2 separate regions of the Homo sapiens genome follow, and region 2 is linked to region 1. Evidence: chromatin loops called from intact Hi-C (ENCODE). Cell type or tissue: Caco-2. All regions are shown on one strand.

Region 1 (8,000 bases):
AGGTATTTATGCTCTGAGACCCAGAGATGTTGTTCCGTGTATGATGACCCTAATGGCTGGCAAGCCAAGATGCTGTTTGGAGGAGGACATAAATTAGACCTGGAATTTTCAGGATAAACATCTTCAAGATTTATTCCTGCAGCCACTCCCATGAGCACTGGTTTCAGAGTAATCACAAGGCTTCTAGGAAAAAAGGCTTCTGCACATTTTTTCTGGAGCCAAGGTGCTGGGAAAAGGTCACAGGCCCATCCTCAAAGCTCACCAGAGAGAAAGGTCCCTCCTGAATGGCAGGAGCTCTCGCCCTGGGTGGGAGACTGCTCTGAGAATGCAGCAGTTAGGAGGCCTCCAAGCTTGGAGTTTTCCCTTGGTCAAGTCCTTAGCAAAGGCTTTTTTACATTCCGCCAACTTCTGCTTCAAGAATTAGCTTTAACCATGTCCAGGGTAGCACAAAGTGCTTGGGTTTTGTAAGCTAGAGGTAGGTTTGGGAGCCAGCAGGAGGATACAGAACACATTTCCTCTTTTGTAGAGACAGGGTTTCCCCATGTTGCTCAGGCTGTTGTTGAACTCCTGGGCTCAAGCAATCCATCGGCCTTGGCCTCCCAAAGTGTTGGGATTACAGGCATGAGTCACCGTGCCAGGTGGGAATCATTATTTAACAATGGCAGCCTGAGGCTCAGGACACCAAAGTAAGTTGACCAAGACCACAATGCTAAGCAGAGGAAGAACCAGGATTTGAACTCAGATCTGCCTGACTGTTACGCTCTTGGTTTTTCATTGTTCTATGCCGCCTGCCTCTTGAACACAACCGATCACACTGAGGTGCAATTCTGCCTCTCCAGGGCTGCCTCTGTGGCAGGGCTCAGGCCTGGGCCTGGAAGGAGCCAGCACTAGGATCTGGGTGCCAGATGCCCATAGCCAGAGCCAACTGGGAAGATGCTGAGTGACACTCATGCAGCCAGTCTGTTACTGGAAACAGGTCCTGATCCAGAAGCCAAGAGAGGGTTCTTGGTCTTGCTCGAGAAGAATTTTAGTTGAATCCATAAAGTGAAAGCAAGTTTATTAAGAAAGCAAAGGAATAAAGAATGGGTACTCCATAGGCACAGCAGCCCTGAGGGCTGATGGCTGTCCACTTTTATGGTCATTTCCTGATTATATGCTAAACAAGGGATGGATTATTCATGAGTTTTCCAGGGGGTGGGCAGTTCCCAGAGCTGAGGATTCCTTCCCTTTTTAGACCATATAGGGTAACTTCCTGACGTTGCCAAGGCATTTGTAAACTGTCCTGGTGCTGGGGGGGGGAGTGTCTTTTAGCATGCTAATGCATTATAACTAGCATATAATGAGCCATAAGGATGACCAAAGGTCACTTTCATCACCATCTTGGTTTTGGAGGGATTTGGCTGGCTTCTTTACTGCCACCTGTTTTATCAGCAAGGTCTTTATGATCGGTTTGTTGTGCTGACTTCCTGTCTCATCCCGTGACTTAGAATGCCTAACCTCGTCACCGGGGTGTGGTGGCTCACGCCTGTAATCCCAGCACTTTGGGAGGCCGAGGCGGGCGGATCACAAGGTCAGGAGATCGAGACCATCCTGCCTAACATGATGAAACCCCATCTCTACTAAAAATACAAAAAATTAGCCAGGCGTGGTGGCACATGCCTGTAATCCCAGCTACTCGGGAGGCTGAGGCAGGAGAATGGTGTGAACCTGGGAGGCGGAGCTTGCAGTGAGCCGAGACTGCGCCACTGCACTCCAGCCTGGGTGACCCAGCGAGACTCTGTCTCAAAAAAAAAAAAAAAAAAAAAAAAAATGCCTAACCTCCTGGGAATGCGGCCCAGCAGGTCTCAGCCTTATTTTACCCAGCCTCTATTCAAGATGGAGTTGCTCTGGTTCCAACACCTCTGACCAAATCCAGCCTCATTCATTCATTCATCAACAAATGTTCATTGAGTGCCTGCAATGAGCCAGGTGCTGTTGTGGGCACCGGGAAAACAGTGGAGAAAAAGTACAATTGTCGCAGCCCTCATGAAGCTTGTATCCTACTGGGCAGAGCCAGACCACAAAAATACAACAGGAACCATGTCAGCTGGCTGGTCATGAGTTCTATGAAGGAAAGTAAAATGGGGGAGGGTGACAGGTAAGGGGCGGGGTCACCGTTGCCCATAAGCTGGTCAGGAAAGGCCTTTCTGCTCAGAGACTTAGAGGAAGCTAGAAATAGTGGGGAAGGGAGAACGGCCTTCCAAAATCCCAAAGGCGGTGGGAAGAACATCCTGAAGACGGAGCCAAGGCTGCTTCGGAGGAAGGGAGAAGGACGAGCAGAGCGCCCACTGGCGTCGAGGAACGGGAATGCCACAGCTGTGAAGTCCAGAAAACGCTGAGCCCTCCCGCAATGGCTTCCTCACTGAGGGGTGTCTAGGGCCTCGGGAACGAGGCGGAGGATACCAAGCTCCTAAGCCTAGCCGACCCCAGAATTCTGGGAGAGGGAACACATATCCGGGATAAACACACTCCTCAGAAAACACATTGGAACCTCAGAAAGGAGGGTTTTCTGCGATTTTCGGCAGGAGCTGTTTTCTAAGCTAGAAAAGACAGTGAGGTCTCACGTCCTCGAGCTGTGGGCCTGGGGAAGCAGACCAAGTCCTCAATGAGCACAGCTCCCCGCCTTTGAGGCAACGAGGTTGAAAAAGGGCCGCGTGTGAACGTGGGTTAGCGCCGGCACCTCTCTGAGCCTCAACTTGATAGTACTTCCTAGGCTGGACTTTTGTGAGGATTAAATGACTTAACTTGTGGCAAAATTGTCAGGCAAACTGTAAAGTGCTGAAGACATATGAGTCATATTCGTATCTCCCCCCAACGGCTTAACATCCTCAAAATATGTTTTATGTCAACTAGGGCAAAACCTTAGTCAAATTAGTGACTTTAAGGATAAAAATATTGACCTTGAGGACAATAATAAAAATTCACACTAAAAATATCAAAAACAACAAAAGCTTCATCTATGACTTGTCTGTGACTGGCCCATTTACATACATTAGAACTAGTCACAGCAACTCTGTGGGGTAGACATTACCATTTTCACTTTATAGATGGGAAACCCAAGCATCAGAGAGGTTAAATAACCTGTCCAAGGACACACAGCAGGCAAAGATGCCACTGGAAAGATATTTGTTCATTCATTTAAGAAATATCTGCTTGCTACTTTCTCTGTCCTGTTCTCTGAGGTTTCAGAGAGGACCTCCCGCACTATCTATTACCTGCAAATAGGTCACTGTGGTGAAATGAAGTGATGATACAGACATGCAAAATGTACTGCAGAAACAAACTCAGGCCTGGAGGAAAAGAAGGCTCCCTGGAGGAGGTGACGCCGGCACTGAGCTTTGGAAATGAGTGGGAGGCAATTTGGAGAGAGAGGAAGAAAAGGGGCCTTCCAGGGTAAGCGAACAGCTCCAGAAAATACGTCCAATGGAGAACGGCAGCCTAGACCTTCTCAGTCAAACCCCATCTTCTGCCCTCAAGCAGAGCCATTCCTGGTGCCTGGACAGTAGGGAACCCCATGGAAAAACGCGCTCGCTTCTTCTCAGGGCATTGGTTTTGGACAGTGGTTTGAAAGTGTTCTCCCCAAACCAGCAACATCAGCATGACCTGGGAGCTTACTAGAGACACAAATCCTCAGGTTCCACCCGAGACTTGTGGAATGAGAGCCTCTGCAGGAGGGGCCCCGCGATCTGCATTTTAACGAGCCCTGATTCTGATGCGCTGGAAGGGAAGGTCTGAGAACGTCATGTATGGGACTCTGATCAGCCCAATCAGCGAGAATGTTAGAATCTCAGGCCCCACCCCCGACCCACTGAATCAGAATCTGCATTTCACGAGATCCCCAGGAAATCGTATGCATATTAGCATTCGAAAAGCTGGGTGACACCCAAATTCGGAATGACGCCTCCTTGCAGCTGTAAAACTCCAACAGAAACTCTTGGGAAAATCACCCAACCTTTTATTTCTTCTTCTGAGAAAACTCCCAGGTGGGAGGGAAGGAAGCCCTTCAGGCTCAATTAGGGCCGTGAGACCCTTTGATTCTTTCCAATCTCCCGATAAGAATGCGGGGCCAAGGGGCGCTGGGGGCAGCCCTCTCCCAATAAGGGGAAAGTGCTTCCCTCCAGGAGGCAGGAAGCCAAACAGTGCTCTTCTGCCAGCTTGGCCAAGGAACGGCCCCCTCGTGGAGCCTCTGGAATTGGGAAGAAAATTCCTTGCAAATTCCACGGCCATCTCAAACCAGTGCGAAAACGCAAGGGCAGCCCAACGTGGTGCAGCCCAGCTCAAAATGAGTTCAAAACAATTACCAGCCAACATGTGTTTCCTATGAATGGTGCAAGTGTTAAAACGGATTTAATTTTCTTTTGTAAATAAAGAGGCCCATCCAGACCGGCCTGTTTATCTCCCTGGGAGAGATGAAAGTGTTTCATCTGCCAGTAGCCTCTGCCTGCTGCGGAGGTTGGGGGCAGCTCTCTGGACCCCATGTGTTCTCTATCTTGTAATCCAAAGTCATCTTTCCCATGTGGAACTGTTTGAGCACCATGAGGTCTTTTCTCGAAGTCTTACTTTTAGTTATCTAAAATAGTACTCCCTTTTTTTTTCTTAAACATATTAGTGATTCATAAACAGTAAAATTAGTCTGCTAGAAGCTGATGGAGGTATTCATCCTGGTGGCGCCTGCTTTCCTGGGTTAGTAGTTAAAATAAATCATTGCTGTCACAATGGAATTCAGGCCTAAAAATCACCTGTAGGAATCCTCACCATCCCCCCTTTCACCTCCCCCAGGCCTCCAGAGCATCTAGGATCAAAGCTATCTTCCTCACTCCAGCTGAGGGGGGAGAGAAGGGAGGAGAAGGAGGAGGAGGCCCAGAAGGAAAATCCCAGAAGTTATACCAAACCAGGAAATTAATGTCTTTGCTCTATTGTTGAAACTGGAAGCACAAAAGTATGAGGCCAATTTATGATATTAGTGTTTCTAAAGCAAAATATGATTAACCACTTCATTATGTAAAGTTGTTTCCACTTAACCTCTTTGTGCTGGCAACCAGAACTTTTTTTTTTTTTTAACTGCAAATTTAATAAATTCCAACATGCCCAAACTTCCTGACTTCCACTGTCCACCACTGGTTTCTTTGGAAACTTCAATAGCGAGAGATAACTGGCGAGGTCTGCTCTGCCTACCTTCACGGCACATGCCATAATCCAGGATCAGGCAAATAAGCTTTCATCTTCGAAGCACTTAAGTTAATTACATGGAGGCCGGTGGAGGCCCCAGAGCCAGTTCTGCGCACAGCCCTCCCAAAGCCAAACATCATAGGATCCAGATGCAAACCCTTGGCAACTTAAGCCCAACAAATTTCCTTTGTCAAGAAATGCAAACAGCCAAACATTGAAGCGTAGGCTACTTCAGTGAGTTGGCCTCCTTGGGTGCTAGGGCCTGCAGAGCCCAGGCCAGAAACCCAGATCAGAAATGATTCAAATGCGCAAGTGGTCGGGACCTAGCTGGTTCTCAGGAGGACCTTGGGTTGTTCGATTTCATTTTGGACGCGTAACCGACCATGCATGCTTGCCTCCTTTTGACATTTTGACAATTTGAAAGGAACACGTCCCAGAAGCAAGGATGTGAGGGGAATGTGTTGTGGGGGGCAGGGGGAATGCTGTTCCCCCATCCAGTGGAGTTCTCACTGCAGGGTTTCTGCCAAGACTGCTGCAACCTTCCACTCTTTCTGACTCCTTCCTATCTGTCCCATTTACAATCGTCTCTTTTTGTGGACCCCTCTACAGACCCAAGCACCATGTCTGGGGATGTCTGTGTCTGTCCTCTGTTCCCATTGCGCACTGCACAGCCCATGCTCATCATCTGGAATTTTCAGGATAGGGCAACCTCCTGTCCTGGCTGCAAGATCCAGGTTCCATGAAAGGGACATTCATGGCCGTTCTCATCCCTCCTGCCTTGCAGGGTGGCTTGGACTGCGTGGGTGAACCTGCCTGATTCTGGGGTGGCCAGAGGAGGTGCACTGGTGCAGCACTTATCCCACACAGTCACCAGCTTCTAGACAGAGCACAGTGGATACTTTGGTGCTGTCCACCTGACTTCAGTGGATTTAGAGCTCAGGCAGATTCAGAGGAGAGGGGTGTGCTTGGTTAGCATCTTACTGCAGGTTGAATTGTGTCTCCACAAAAGATATGTTCAAATCCTAGCCTGTAGTGCCTGTGAATGTCACCTTACTTGGAAATAGGCCCTTTGCAGATGCAATCAAGGTAAAATGAGGTCACATCAATTAGGATGGGTCCTAATCCCATGACTGGTGTCCTGTTAAGAAGAGGAAGATTTGGACACAGAAACAGACAAAGAAGGAGGCATGTGAAGAAAGAGGCAGAGATGGCAGCCATAAGCCAAGGAAGGCCAAGGATTACAAGCAATCACGGAGGCTGGAAGAGGAGAGAAAGGATCCCCCACCCCCAAGAGCTTCAGAGGGAACATGGACTCAGGACATGTGGATTTCACTTCCAGCTTCCAGAACTAGGGAGGAATCATTTCTGTTGTTTTAAGCCACCCAGTTTGTGGCACTTTGTACAGCAGCCACAGGAAACTAACGTACCTCCTAAAGCCTCAATGATAATCACCTGCTTATGGTTTCCCAAGTGCACTCTGAGCATTGCAGGGGGAGAAAACTATACCCTTTCCTCCCCCATGGCAAGCTTCATAGCAGACACCCCTATAAGAAAAGACATATTAACAAGAGAAAAGTGCGATGCATTGATTCCATCTAAGTTTTATGTGACATGCGAACCTTCAGAAATCAAGACTCAAAGACACAGGAAAACGATGCATTTTTCTGCCTAGGTTTGCTGGAGAGTGGACAGTCGTGTGATTGGAGAGAGGGGGTGTGATCTCAGGGTCCTAAACTGGAGGTGCTCAGCAAGGCCCTGTTTGTTCAGATGCGTCTTGGCAGTTCTGTGTCTTCATTCCTTTCCTCTGGGTACAGGTCAGGACACCTGTCACATGAGGGTCTCTACTTTCAGGGGAGTGGGTCAGAGAATCCTTTCATGCCAGTGGTCATACAGCAAGGCCTGGGAAAGGCAGACAGTGGCCTTCCTGCTTCTGATGTTTTCTCCATTTCCGAGGTGCTATGTCTTGGGGTGACATGTCCTGCACACTGTCAGCAACAGGGGGAGTAGGGACCAGGTTGTCCACAGCTTTGCCTGCTCTCTTTACTGGCACATAGTAGGGCTTCAGTATGAGCAGTGAAGCCTGCACTCGCTCAGCTGGACATATGAGCCCTGCTCACGAGTGTCCGGCTACCTCTTGCATTTCATCACCAGCCCCCAGGCCCCATCCGCTTAGCCTCAGCTACCCTGGGTCTTTGCATGTTCCTGGACTGGGACTGGGATGCCCTGCCAGCCCCCAGCCCTCAGCTAGTCTGTTCTCCCTCCCTGTCGAATCCATCCTGCTTCTACACCTGGCCAGCTCTCACTCAACTGGCAAGACCCAAGTGAAAGGACCCTGCTTCAAGGCTCCAACAGACCTTCCCCAAGCCCCATCCAGCCTGCTTCAGGGCCTCCCTCTGTGTCCCCACAGCCCCTCGCATAGCACCTGTCACACAGTACTGTCATTGTCCATTCACAGGACTCCCTCACAACCACCTGAGGGCAGGGGTCATGCACCACCCACCCCTGGGCCCCCAGCCCTCTGCCAGCCAATGACGCATGGGATGCGTGTTGAGTGAATAAATGCTTAAAATGAATAAATGCTCCATAAATAACTGAGTAAATCTCAACAGTCTCCCCAAATGTGCATCCATATGAATCCCAACTTCACCTCAAAGGTCATATCCCCACATAGGAACAGAAATAGGAGAAAAGGAAACCAGCAAGGCCTTCAGTCCCCTAAAAGAGCAAAGATAAATAAAGGTGAAAATCCCTGTAAATTCTCTATGTTGGGCTCCCTTTAAGCTGGACATGAA
Region 2 (8,000 bases), 62 kb after region 1:
TCACCCAAGCTGGAGTGCAGTGATGCCATCATATCTCACTGCAGCCTCAAACCCCTGGGCTCAAGTGATCCTCCCTCCTTGGCCTCCTGAGTAGCTGGGACTAGTTTTTGTATTTTTTGTAGAGATTGGGTCTTGCTAGCTTGCCCAGGCTGGTCTTGAACTCCTGGCCTCAAGTGATCCTCTCACCTCGGCCTCCCAAAGTGCTGGAATTACAGGTGAGAGCTACCACGCCTGGCTGATAGTATTATTATTATTATTATTATTATTATTATTATTATTATTATTATTATTATTATTATGTCAGCAGGAACATCCCGCACTCAACAAAAAACATAAGAACCTCAGACTTTGGGGGCTAAATGATGAAATGGGCATAAATAGATCTTTTTTTTTTCTAATGCTCTGTAGCCTTTTTATTTTTTAATTTTTTTTATTTTTTAACTTTTATTTTAGGTTCGGAGACACATGTGCAGGTTTGTTACATAGGTAAACTCACGTCACACGGGTTTGTTGTACAGATTATTTCCTCACCCAGGAATTCAGTGCAGTACCCAATAGTAATATTTTCTGCTCCTCTCCCTCCTCCCACCCTCCACCCTTAAGTAGACGGCACAAATAGATCTAATGACAGAGGGAAAAAAAGCCAGGCTAGGTGGAATTTTGAAATAGTAATCTGTATTTTTTCTCGTCTATATTTCTTTTTTTTTTCCCTCATCCCTGCAAAGAACCTCCAGGCGGCATATCCTGAAATGTTTGAATTACTGCTCCTCCTAAAAACCCTGACTCAGGCCTTCCTTCCCGCCCTCCTCCTGAGTTCCAGTGGGTAGCGCCCACGCTGTGCCTCGGGCTGACGTCTGCCCACTTCTCTGGATTCATCTCTTGATTATCTCCCACCTTCGATGCAGGAGCCTGCCACACCTACCACACGCGAGCACACACGCATGCACACACACGCCATGCTGTCGTTAAGCTCAGGGCCTGTGTCGCTTGTCCCCTCTCCTCTTCCTGGCCCCGGCTCCAATTCCCCATAAGGATACCCACCCCTCCAAGAAGCCTTCTCTGCACCCCCTAGACTATGTGGGAGGGGTGCCCCTCCTCTGTGCCTCCGCAGTCCCTGGGCTGACCCCAGTAGCATTGAACTCACCTCCCTGTGCTGTGACTCTGATGCTGCTGTATGGGACAGCGGTTAAGAACAGAAACTCTGCAACCGACGGCTTGGATTTGAACCCTGACTGTCTACTTGCTGGCTGCATAATAGTGGGCAAATTTCTTTGACCTCTGTGCCCCATCTGGAAATGGGGATACAGACAGTGGGCCTCCCTTGCCGGAACCCTGTTAGGATGATATGGGTTAATGTGCATAAAACACCAGCAGGGTGCCCAGCATGTGCCCATTGAAGAGCTCATTAGTGTTTACAAAACAGGACCCCCCACTCATTTTGGGGTTGGGGGTAACTTTATATACCCACTGCCTAGCACGGTGATTGGGACGTGGTAGGCACTTGAAAAATATTTGTTGAGCTGAATTACTCCCACAAAATGAAAACAGAGCTTGGCTCACAAAGACAGCCATCACTCACATTACATATTAAGCGATTTTTCCAGAGTGCATCATGCCAAATATTGTACATTCTTTGTTATAGCGAGGGCGGTGATATTCATTAAAGGGTAGCGCAGTTTCATTAGAAACACTTATTTTCGGAATTTTATAGCTCAGCCACAAAAATTCACTCCGGGCAAAACGCTAACTTTCGCCTGGAAGTAAATGGGTTTATTTTATAAATTTTTATGTATTTTCCACGCATAAACAACTCGCCAGAAAACCATTCTTTAATGGAAGGGTTGCAAGAGGAAAACCTAATATTCTGGTGTATGAGACATAAAGACTCAAAAGGTGTGGTGGGGGTGGGGACTCGGGGGATGCCTGGTCAGGAGGTGACTTTCCCCGGGGAGTTCCATATCAGCTTCCTGAGCCCTTTCGAAGGTCTCAACCATGCATCCACCAATATTTTTGAGGATGTCATTGGGCCAGTTGCTGTTTTAAGTGTTTTCTGTGTATTAACTAATTCCCCAAATTACATCTCCTCCTAAAGAATGTTACTAGGGGGTTAAGCAAGTGTCCCCCCAAAATCTATGTCCACTCAGACCTCAGAATGTGGCCTTATTTGGAAACAACATCTTAGTAGATGTATTCGAGGTAAAATGAAGTCACATTAGATTAGGTTAGGCCCTAAAGCCAATGACTAATGTCTTTATCAGAAAAAAAAAAAAGCCAGGCGCGGTGGCTCACACCTGCAATACTAGCACTTTGGGAGGCCAAGGCGGGGTGGATCAACTGAGGCCAGGAGTTCGAGACCAGCCTGACCAACATGACTAAACCCCGTTTCTACTAAAAATACAAAAAATAAGCTGGATGTGTTGGCCCGCACCTGTAACCCCAGCTACTCGGGAGGCTAAGGTGGGAGAACAGCTTGAACCCGGCAGGCAGAGGTTGCAGTGAGCCAAGATCGAGCCACTGTACACCAGCCTGGGCGACAGAGCAAGACTTCATCCCAAAAAAAAAAAAAAAAAAAAAAAAAAAAATGTGATTTGGACACTGAGAAGCACAGAGGGAAGAAGGCCATGTGACACCACAGGCAGAAATCAGAGTGACTCAGCTACAAGCCAAAGGGCGCCACGGATGCCGGCAACCCACGGGAGCTGGAAGAGGCTGGGGAGGATTTGTCCCTGGAGGTTTCAGGGGGAGCACGGCTCTGCTGACACCTTGATTCTGGGTTTCTGTCTTTGGAACTGTGAGAGGATAAATCGCCATTGTTTTAAGACCCCCGGATTGTTGTCATTGGTTGCAGCAGCCACAGGAAACTAATTCAATGGGGAAACGGAGGCAAACCAAGCTCAGATAACCCCCCTCTCATCCCCCATTTATTCAGCTAGTCGTTGTGGTTGAACTTTAAACACAGCAGTGCTCCAGGGTCCAGAGACTCCCTTCTCCCCACTTGCCCATTGGAGATAGACTCCCTTCTCCCCACTTGCCCATTGGAGATAGAACACAAGCAAATGCTAGAGCCTACCCAACAGGAAACAACATGCTTCCATACGGCTTCCTCTTTGATTGTCCTTGATGAAGGAAAGATCACCAAACAACACATACACACACACACCCCACTTGAGAACTTTGAACTCATAATCCAGGACTTTCTAACCAGCTAATCGCCATCTCTCATTCATTTCTATAGCATATTGTCACTCTGATCACAGCAAAAACACAGATGCTTCCATTTCATATCTAGGAAAACAAAGTCATAAGGAAAAGCAATTTAACACTGACTGGTTTCAGGCTGAAACTCCTCAGCCAGATACGTGTCTATCCTCCCCACCTGCACACTCTAACTAAAAACCCAACAGCAGGGGAGTGTGAAAGAAAGGAGGCACCGGCAACAATGAACTACGCAGCAATTTGAAATGTTGATATTGCCAGGCATGGCAGCACTTTGGTAGGCTGTGGTGGAAACTTAAAATGTTGATATTGCTGGACGTGGTAGCACTTTAGGAGGCTGAGGTGGGAGGATTGCCTGAGTTCAGGAGTTCAAGACCAGCCTGGGCAACATAGTAAGATCTTGTCTCTACAAAAAGTAAAAAAATTCATTGAGCATGGTGGCGCTCACCTGTGGTCCCAGCTACTTGGGAGGCTAAGGCGGGAGGATTGCTTGAGCCCAGGAGTTTGAGATCGCAGTGAGCCATGACCGCACCTGCACTGCAGCCTGGGTGACAAAGCGAGACTCTCTCTCAAAAATAAATAAATAAATAAAATGATGTCAGTTCATAATTATGGACATGGAATGATGTGCACAATATGTCATAATGTGAAAAGGCAGCTCACAAGATGGTATGTGCAGTACACACGGTTCTTAATGTCAAAACAGGCAAAGAAGGCATCTATGGGTATGGATGAGCACACAGGAGGAATTGGAAAACAGCCGATGCGGTGTTCACGCTAGGAAGTTCATGTTAGGCAGCAAGACAGTAAGGAGCATTTTTACCCCTTTATGATTATGGTCTGTGTCAACCAAAACAGTCAAACTCTCTAAAATATTTGAAAAGGTTTATTCTGAGCCAAATATGAGTGACCATGGCCCACGACACAGCTTTCAGGAGGCCCCGAGAGCATGTGCCCAAGGTGGCCAGGGTACAGCTTGGTTTTATCCATTTTAGAGAGGCATGAGACATCAATCAAATACATTGAAGAAATACATTGGTTTGGTCCAGAAAGGCAGAACAACTCAAAGCAGGAGCTTCCAGGCTATTGGTGAATTTAAACATTTTCTGGTTGACAATTGATTGAGTTTGTCTAAAGACCTGAGATTGACAGGAAGGGAATGTTCAGGTTAAGATAAACATTACGGAGACCAAAGTTCTTTGAAGTCTTATAGTGGCTGCCCTTAGAGACAATAGATGACAAATGTTTCCTATTCAGATCTTAGTTAGTCTCTTCAGGATTGGGAGGGTCTGGAAGAAAAAGTTCTAGCTGTGTTAACAGAGATTCTTTACAGATGCAAATTTTCCCCCATAAAGAACAGCTTTGCAGGGCCATTTCAAAATATGGCAAAGAAACATGTTTTGGAGTAAAATATTTTGATTCCTTGTCTTGTAATGATACACCAGTCAGGATGGAAAGTAAGTCACCATATATAGGGTTAAATAAAACCCATCTGATGAGAATTTATGATTTGTAGGGCATGACTCCCCAGACCCCTTAGATAGGAATTTGGGCAAGATTAAAGAAAAAAAGTTTAGTTCTCATCTGCATTGCTCCCAGTGAATACATATTTATTTTGTAATAAGAAAAAAATAGCAAAGCTTACATTCTGGGAGGGACTGGAGGCCTGCAGATCCCAGTGCATTTGTGTGTGACTTCTCCTTCTGCAAGATGGGCACCATAAACCTCCCCAGGTCACGGGGTTTTGCTCAGCAGTGCCCCCCTGCAAGAAAACTTCTCTTATGACCCTCAAGGACCCAAATGGGTTCTGATTTCAGCTCCCCTCTGCAGTCATTCAAAGTTAGCAGGCCTTTCCTATCTCAAATACAAATGATTCCTCAAAGTTAATCTGAACCTCCTGCCCTGATAAGCAACTGTGAAATAAAAAAATAAAAAAAGGTCTACTAAAATCCAGCCAAGCCAGACACTAGGGATCCAGCATCTATAGGTAAGGGGGAAAGGCCCCTGACAGGGGAATCTTGCCAAACTGCTGGAGTGTTCCAGAAAGAGAAATGGCATCAGGCAATCACCCTTGAGGGGCAAAAAGGCCCAGTGGATGCTTATGCAAGAAGGAGGCTGTGCTAATTTTCTAGGGCTGCCGCAAGGAATGACAACTGATATCTCATCCTGAATCCCCACGTGTTGTGGGAGGGACCCGGTGGGAGGTGACTGAATATGAGGGCAGGTCTTTCCTGTACTGTTCTCGTGATAGGAAGTCTCAGGAGATCTGACGGCTCTATAAGGGGGAGTTTCCCTGCACAAGCTCTCTTTTTGCCTGCTGCCACCCATGTAAGATATGACTTGCTCCTCTTTGCCTTCTGCCATGATTATGAGGCCTCTGCAGCCATGTGGAACTGTAAGTCCATTAAACCCTTTCTTCTGTATAAATTACCCAGTCTCTGGTATGTCTTTATCAGCAGCATGAAAACGGAATAATGCAACAACCAACTAGGGGACTTAAAACAACAGACATTTATTTTCTCACAGTTCAGGAGGCCAGAAGGCTGAGGTCAGGGTGTCGGTGGGGCCACACTCCCTCCAGAGGCTCCGGGGGAGGATCCTTCCTGGCCTCTTCCAGCTCCCAGAGGTTCCTGGCATTCCCTGGCTGTGGCTGCATCACTCCACTCGGCCTCTGCCTTCATGCCATTGTCTTCTCTGTATGTGTATCTGTGTCCCCTTCTGATAAGGACATCATCACTAAGCCAGGATGACCTCATCTTAATTACATCTGCCAAGACTTTACTTCCAAATAAGGCCATATTCTGAGGTTCTGGGTGGACATGAAGTTTTTAGGGTACATGGTCCAACCCAGAGACAGATCCAAGTTTCTGGGACTATAACTACTCTCAACTCGCCCTGAGATTGTCCATCCCAAATCCCACATCCTAACAGTATCAGGTATCTGATACAATTGCCCCTTTGAGTAACTGGTCATTGGGTCAATAGTCAATAACTGTGTATTGAGCATGGCCAAAGAACAACCCAGACGCATTCAGATTAGACTGCTGCATGCCCATCCACTCGCTCTGATGGTTTACTTTATGTGTCAGCTTGACTGGGCCAGGGGATGCCCAGATGTTTGGTTAACTATTATTTCTGGGTGTGCCTGTGAGGGCATTTCAGGTGAGGTTTGCATTTGAGTCCGTAGGCTGAGGAAAGAACATTGCCCACCCCAGTGTGGATGGTCTCATCCGGCCAGTTCAGGGCCTGAACAGAACAGAAGGCTGAGTCAGAAATAATTCTTTGTCTCTGTCTAAATGCCTTTGAGCCAGTCTTCTCTGACCTTCAGACTCAGACTTGGACTGGAACTTACACCATTGACTCTCCTGGTTCTCAGGCCTGTAGACTCAGATTGGAACTCTACATTGGGTTTCCTGGGTCAGGACTTTTCAGCCTCCATAATCATCAAATTAGCCAATTTCTTATTTTGTGTGTGTGTGTGTAATGTTATATATTATATATATAGGATATATATAATATATAATAGCTTTATGGGATATATAACATATACTAGGATGTAGACGACATGTTATATGTCTTATGTTATATGTCGTATATATCCTATTGAAGAATCCTGACAATACACTCACACATAAGGGAGATAGCCATACACTATTGTCAGGAAACAAAGGCAGAAAATAACCCAAAACCCCCACAAAACCCCAAACAACAAAGAGAAAAAAACCCAGGGTCTAAAAGAGAGAAAAGAGATGAGGGGAACCTTACAGACAATCTGGGAACAGTGAGCTTCGTTTATCTTGTTTATACAGCTTTGTAGCAAACTGATCAGCTGGCTTCTAACAGAGAAGTCGGCCTGGGCAATTGGAGCCTAAGCGGACAGACGAGGGATATTCAGAAAACCATTTCAGCTGCTTTTCAAATCTCCAGAAAAGCCTGGGGGTTTGGCTATGAAGCACAGGTGACAGGCTGTACTGCCTGGGCCTCCTGCTCCCCGACCTTCTGTCGGGGCCAGGGGAGCAGCCCTCCTCTTGAGCGAATTTGCAGCCCCTACCACGTGCCAGGAGCTAAGAACACGGCAGCAGCAGCCCAGCCCTGGACCTCGCGCGTTCACCTTCTAGTGCCTTGATGACTTTCACCTCAATCTGGGAAAGAACCGAGTCTTGCCCCAAGCTGGACAGCATAAGGTAGCAAAGTGGACAGCAGCAGCAGCCCTGAGCTTCTCTTTTCCTTCTACAACTTCTCTGGGGTGCGTGGCGGACACAGCCTGATCTTGAGCACCAGACTGAGCTCGCTGTGAGCTGCAGTCACAGAAGGGGTCCCCAGGAGGCAGACTCTGGTGGAGTTCAGCATGCACAGGGAACCAACTCTTCCCAGTAGACCCAGGACATTCCCAGTTTTGGTGCTGAAAGTTCTCGGTCCCGAGAAAGCTGTCAGTCCAACCCACACCTACATATGCATGAGCAGGATGCTTATTTCGGAGACAGAAGATGGAATCAGGATTGGACAGAGAGAGAAGCTGAACTGCAGTGTAGGTCCAGCCATGGCCTTGGATGATCCTGGGGCTGCTTCTGGAGCTGGGACAGCTCTTCAGCATTGTCCTGCTTTGGGCCATGCTGGCAGAGCCGGGACACCCCTACCTTGATCTGCCAGATGCAGGCCACCATGGAAAGGGGCTGGGGAGAGACCTGGGCAGCTGATCCATGTCCATCCTGTTCTTACAAATGAGCTGTGGATCTTGGGCAGGTCACCCAACCTCTCTGAGCCTAGTTTCCTTAAATGAACAC

Evidence for each region. A loop is a pair of places that touch in the nucleus more often than their neighbours do. Peaks named below come from ENCODE experiments on the same cell type or tissue, not always from the same donor. Only the 100,000 strongest peaks of a DNase experiment are listed, where the experiment ranks them.
Region 2: it touches region 1 in a loop (5-fold over the local background); 2 of 110 quality-filtered maps call a loop at or near these places.

The regions. Positions count from the first base shown.
Region 1 is chr4:4,663,688-4,671,687 of GRCh38, reverse strand. The region is part of intron 5 of LOC124900165; the gene reads right to left. The region is part of intron 4 of STX18-AS1 (STX18 antisense RNA 1 (head to head)); the gene reads right to left. It overlaps SNORD162 (small nucleolar RNA, C/D box 162), which reads right to left and starts at 7,362; the gene lies at 7,265-7,362. RefSeq lists enhancers at 316-909, 4,479-5,074, 5,977-6,477 and a silencer at 2,319-2,418. In Caco-2, no CTCF peak of the experiment used is centred here; DNase peaks (open chromatin) are centred at 3,797, 4,237, 4,807 and 5,267.
Region 2 is chr4:4,601,198-4,609,197 of GRCh38, reverse strand. All of the region lies in intron 2 of LOC124900165, which reads right to left. The region is part of intron 2 of STX18-AS1 (STX18 antisense RNA 1 (head to head)); the gene reads right to left. Among named protein-coding and RNA genes, the nearest start is that of LINC03091, 29 kb to the right of the region's middle. In Caco-2, no CTCF peak of the experiment used is centred here; no DNase peak of the experiment used is centred here.